Linked DNA regions of Homo sapiens: region 1 is linked to region 2. The links are chromatin loops, found by intact Hi-C in ENCODE. Cell type or tissue: PC-9. All regions are shown on one strand. Each heading gives the region's core, and the rest is flanking DNA. Links, peaks and the distances in the headings are about the cores only. Region 1 overlaps DDX47 (DEAD-box helicase 47). Region 2 has its middle 19 kb from the start of GPRC5A.

Region 1 (2,916 bases), core at 247-2,746, 52 kb before region 2:
GGCAGGGGAATGGCATGAACCCAGGAGGCGGAGCTTGCAGTGAGCCGAGATCTCGCCACTGCACCCCAGCCTGGGTGACAGAGCAAGACTCTGTCTAAAAAAAAAAAAAATCAGTCCCATTGTCTGGTTTGACTTGTATTTCACATCTGTGCATATGCTTTTGAATGGAAAACACTGATGTTAATGAAAAGAAGGCTAAAGAATAGAATTCACTAGGATACACTGTATGTTAGTCCTTTTTCACACTGCTGATACAGACACACCCGAGACTGGGAAGAAAAAGAGGTTTAATTGGACTTACAGTTCTGTGTGTGGCTGTGGAGGCCCCAGAATCATGGCAGGAGGCGAAAGGCACTTATTACGTGGTGGCGGCAAGAGAAAATGAGAGACATGCAAAAGCAGAAACCCCTGATAAAACCATCAGATCTCATGAGATTTATTCACTACCATGAGAACAGTATTGGGGAAACCACCTCCATGATTCAAATTATCTCCCACTGGGTCCTTCCCACAACATGTGGAAATTATGGGAGTACGACTCAAGATGAGATTGGGTGGGGACACAGCCAAACCATATCACACTGTTGTCTGATCTGGCATGGCAGATCCTGGTTTAACTGATTAATGTTTAAGAGGTGGATCTTACAGGTCTGTTCTACTTGATCAGTGACATTGAACGCCACTGATCACTCTTCTTTCTTGAAGCTGCCTTCCTCCTTAATTTCAAGACAGCATTTTCTTCTGTCTTTCTAGCTGTTCTTTCTCAGTCTCTTCTTCTGGTTCTTTTCCCTTTGCCTTACAATATTGATTCTGTCTTTACCCTTTTTTCTTACTCTGAAATACTACATAACATTTCTCATTCAGTCCTCAAGCTTAAACCCTGTCTGCATCAGTGAGTCTGTATTCTTCAGAATCATCTATGGAGCTTTTTTTTTTTTTTTAAATAGAGATTTCTAGGTCCCAGCCAAGACCTACTGAATCAGAATTTCCAGGCATGGGACCGGGCATATATATATATGTAAGTCTCATCGATTATTCTGAAGCATCTGCCCCTGAGGAAGTACCAGTGGTAGGATACTCATGGCTCCCATGTCTGTTCTAACCCCCACTTTTTTCCTGAGCTCCAAACAAGTATGTCCAGCTGGTTTTTAGACATACCTCCAAATAATTATGCCCAACTGGTTTTTAGACATATCTCTAAACAAGTATGTCCAACTGGTTTTTAGACATATCTCTTTGAGTTTACTATAGGAATCTTAAGTTCCAAGTTCCCTGTGTGGAAACCAAAGTCCTTATTTTCCTCACCAGGACTAATTTTTCTGTTGCCTATATTGCAGTTTTTGGCTTTTGAGTGTCCCGTACTAAAAATGTGTGAGTCACCCACATTTCCTTTTGTTAGTTTCTGAATCTCATTCCTGTGCTCATTCCTGGCCTCAGTTCAGGCCACCATCATATCTCCCCTGAATTACATCCAATGTCCCAGTTAAGCCTTTGTTTTCCCTGTTCTGGTCATTTAAGTCATTTCTGATTGTAAGTCATGTTCAGGTTATGTCAGGGAAAAGAGATTTGTTTATTGTAGGATTATCTTCTAGGTAAAGAAAACTTCTCAGCAGTTACACAGTCAGAACAGGGGCAGCAACTGTAGGGGTCATGATTTAATAGGGAGCATTCTCACTGGCCACTGTGGTAGTGCATAGCTACCTCATGGGCTACAGCCAGCTCGGAGATAGTGATCTCAACTCAGGAGTTAATTTCCAAGTCTTATGAGTTGTGGCTTGAGTGGTGATAGCAAACAGTGGTGACCTGTTCTTAAAGAATTACTTAGAGCATTCTTCCCTCAGAAGGAGCAGTAACTGGCATGCACTGTTAAGTTCCTTGGCTCCTCCTTATGCCATCAGGTCTAGAGTTTATCTTCCTAAACAGTAATATTGATCATGATATTCCCTGTTTAAAATCCTTTAATTCTTTCTTATAGGAAAACATCAAAACTCTAGCCTCATTCTTCCCTCTTTCTCCCTTAACACTTCTGTGTTCCAGCCACATTGTACTTCTCAGCCTAACTATGCATGCTATGTTCTTTTTATTTTTTGAGATGGAGTTTCGCTCTTGTTGCCCAGGCTGGAGTGCAGTGGCACGATCTCCGCTCACCGCTGCCGCAACCTCCGCCTCCCGGGTTCAAGCAATACTCCTGCCTCAGCCTTCCGAGTAGCTGGGATTACAGGCATGCACCACCATGCCCGCCTAATTTTGTATTTTTAGTAGAGACAGGGTTTTTCCTTGTTGGTCAGACTGGTCTCGAACTCCCAACCTCAGGTGATCTGCCTGGCTCGGCCTCCCAAACTGCTGGGGTTACAGGCGTGAGCTACCATGCCCAGCCAGCATGCTATGTTCTCTAAAGCCTTAATTCTCTTTCCTCTTACAGGAATATCCTTTCTTCCCTTCTTTGCTTACTTCCAGTTTTAACTCACTTATCACCTCTGTTAGCCTTTTCTGACTCTTCTGGGCAGTAGTTACTTTTCCTTGTGTTCTCGCTGTATTTTGCAGGGGCTTATATTAAAACTCTTATCACATTATAATGCATTTGTATATTTGTCTGTCTCACCACTGGGTTTTGAGCTTATCTAAGAGAGAGGCCATGTCTTTTCTGTTTATTCAACTTTCCTCTCTCCCCAGTTCATCAGATATTTATTAAGCGTCTACTTTGTGCCCAGCATTGTGTCATTGTAGAAAACACAGAAATAGCGCAAAGAGATTACTTGGCTGTTGAATTTCTTTTTCTTTTAGGTCGTGATATCATTGGGCTTGCAGAAACTGGCTCTGGAAAGACAGGCGCCTTTGCTTTGCCCATTCTAAACGCACTGCTGGAGACCCCGCAGCGTTTGTTTGCCCTAGTTCTTACCCCGACTCGGGAGCTGG
Region 2 (2,916 bases), core at 323-2,822:
CATTGAGGGGAGATAGCAGCCTGGCAAGGGAAACCTTCTCAGAGGAGGAGATGTTTACAGGGGAACTCTCGGACGAGGAGGAGGAGTTAGCCAAGTGAAGAATGGGGGAGGAAAGGAAGGGTCTTCCAGGTGGAAGGAGCCTCGTGTACAAAGACCCAGATAGAAGGGGTGAGGGCAGGATAAGCAGGTTGTATTCAGGTTCTATATCATTTACTTGTTGAGTGACTTTGGATAGTTATTTAACCTTTCCACTTCTGTTTTCTCATCTGCGAAATGGAGATAATTATAGTTAATATCTAGTAGAGTTGTAAATATTAAATAAGTTAATGCAGAAAGTATTTTATTAATCTATTTTTATTTGTCTTTCTTTTTCAAACACCAACTTGAACCAGAAGGAAGAGTTTTTTAGAACAAACCTGATACATAGGAAACAATAGATGATGGTCATTGTTGCTATTATTAGTATTATACAGGGAGCCGTGGGTATGTAAATATACAGCTGGAACATAGAATTTAAGAAAGTGAATGGAGAGGCCAGGCGCAGTGGCTCATGCCTGTAATCCCAGCACTTTGGGAGGCTGAGGTGGGCGGATCGCTTGAGGTCACGAGTTCGAGACCAGCCTGGCCAACATGGTGAAATCTGTCTTTACTAAAAATACAAAAATTAGCTGGGCATGATGGCGTGTGCCTGTAATCCCAGCTACTTGGGAGGCTGAGGCTGGAGAATTGGTTGAACCCAGGAGGTTCAATTGTGCCACTGCACTCCAGCCTGGGCGATAGAGCAAGACTCAGTCTCAAAAAAAAAAAAAAAAAAAAAAAAAAAAAAAAGAGGGTGAATGGAGAGAGAGATATCATTCTGGAATGGTAAACAGGGGCCAGATCACGAATGACTTTGTAAGCCATACATGGTTTTCTGAACTTGTCCTAGAGTAAGTGAAGAGAGGTTGTGTTTGTTTTTGAGATAGGGTCTTGTTTTGCCACCCAGGCTGCAGTGCAGTGGCGTGAGCACAGCTCACTACAGCCTCGACCTCCTGGGCTCAAGCCATCCTCCCCACTCAGCCTCCGGAGTGGCTGGGTCTATAGGTGAGCACCACCATGCCCAGTTAATTTTTTATTTTTTGTAGAGATGGTATCTAACTATGTTGCCCAGGCTCGTCTCAAACTCCTGGCCTCAAGTGATCCTCTCGCCTTGGTCTCCCAAAGTGCTGGGATTACAGGTGTGAGCCACTGGGCCAGGCTGAGAGGTTATGGATTTTGAGGAGAGTTGAGCAGATTTGGGGTTTTAGGAGGATCTCTACACAAAAGGCTTCTAGAGTGGGGAATGCTTTGGAGAGAAGAAAAACTAGAGACATGGAGATCAGCTGGAAGCCACTGTGGTGGTCCAGGAGAGGCTTGTGGGGGCTGGGCCTGAGGTTGTGCTGAGGGGGATGAAGAGAAGTGGACCTGCTAAAGGTCACAGTGCTGGTTAGTGACGGACCAGGGGCGGGAGCTGTTGACTAATTACATAAGAATTTCCTGCCAGGAAATTAGCCTTTTTTTCTTGTTTATTTAGGCATGAATTTAATATATGTGCTACTTGATAGAAACAGATAAGTAACTACAAGTAACTGGGCAGGGATGGTTAGCTGGGAGGTATGGATTTCATTTCCATTACTAATGCCTGCAATTGCTGATAATAGACGTGCCCCAGGAATCGCTGCAAGGGAAATGGAGCAAGGTGAGCCATTCTCTTTGAAGGAGTTTTTTCCAGCTCTACCGGTTTATGTGTATAGGGTCACACCCTACCTTCTTATAACTGCCTCATTTGTTCTCCTTTGGGTCAGGCTGAAAGTGTTTGTTTGCTTTTTCTGGTTTTATTGGCATAGAAAACTCTAGCAAGATGTGATTGGCCACTCTGTGGGGGCATCACTGGCCTTTCAAGCTGTGTTTCTCAAACATTCTCTGTGGACGCAGATTGGTCATGGCATCTGCATTCCTGGAAGGTGCAGGCTGATGGGTGGAGCGGAGGAGTTTTGAGGAGCCAGATGAGATGAGGCACCTGGGGACAGGTGACCCCAGCAGCTGCCGCTTGCAGGAGAGAGCTTCTGAGGAAAGACATCTGAGTCAGCAGGGTGACTGCTGGGACTGTGGGCAAAGCATGAGCCCAGCGGTGTTCTCATCCACCCAGTTAGGCGACCCTGAAGGTCTATGATGATAATCTAAATGATCCCTGAAAGGATCTGCTCTAATCTCTTCGCTGGTCCATGAACCTGCCAGGCTTGTTCTGATTCCGTATGGGAATTTGATTGATAAAGTCCTATGCATTCTTGAGTCACCCCCATCACCCACCCTCTACTCCCTTTGAAGAACCACAGAGGGAAGAGTAGACACCATACAGCTCACACTGACTCACTTCTGTGTTCAATGCATTGCTCCTCTTAGTCTCCCAGCTTTTCTAGAAGCCCTCTGAGGGCTTTTTTTTTTCCTTTTCTTTTTGAGACAGGGTCTCTGTTGCCCAGGCTGGAGTGCAGTGGCATGCTCTCAGCTCGCTCTGCCTCCTGGGCTCAAGTGATCCTCCTACCACAGCCTCCTGAGTAGCAGGACTACAGGTGCGCACTACCACGCCTCGCTAATTTTTGTATTTTTAGTAGAGATGGGGTTTCACCATGTTGCCTAGGCTGGTCTCAAACTCCTGACCTCAAGTGATCTGCCCACCTCAGCCTCCCAAAGTGCTGGGGTTACAGGCGTCAGCCACCGCACCTGGCCCTTCTGAGGGCTTTTTATTCCTTCTATGTTCTCGTAACTCCTCTCAGAGTTTTTAGGTGACCTCTGTTGATTGACAGATCCAGAAGTTTGGAAGATGTGTCAGCCTGAATTTACAGATTGGGAAGCCGAAGAGGAAGGGTTTAGCCACCTGCCCAAGATTGTGAGAATTGG

What was found. Hi-C counts contacts between places; a loop is a spot of excess contacts. Peaks named below come from ENCODE experiments on the same cell type or tissue, not always from the same donor. Only the 100,000 strongest peaks of a DNase experiment are listed, where the experiment ranks them.
Region 1: it touches region 2 in a loop (7-fold over the local background); 11 of 110 quality-filtered maps call a loop at or near these places.

Annotation. Positions count from the first base shown.
Region 1 is chr12:12,818,424-12,821,339 of GRCh38, forward strand. It overlaps DDX47 (DEAD-box helicase 47), which reads left to right. Exons shown (of 12, transcript NM_016355.4): 3 at 2,785-2,916. Among named protein-coding and RNA genes, the nearest start is that of DDX47, 6.5 kb to the left of the region's middle. In PC-9, for the core only: no CTCF peak of the experiment used is centred there; a DNase peak (open chromatin) is centred at 1,658; H3K4me3 peaks cover 1,911 bases; H3K27ac peaks cover 2,500 bases.
Region 2 is chr12:12,870,755-12,873,670 of GRCh38, forward strand. No RefSeq gene overlaps it. Among named protein-coding and RNA genes, the nearest start is that of GPRC5A, 19 kb to the right of the region's middle. RefSeq lists an enhancer at 994-2,193. In PC-9, for the core only: no CTCF peak of the experiment used is centred there; a DNase peak (open chromatin) is centred at 1,807; H3K4me3 peaks cover 583 bases; H3K27ac peaks cover 2,500 bases.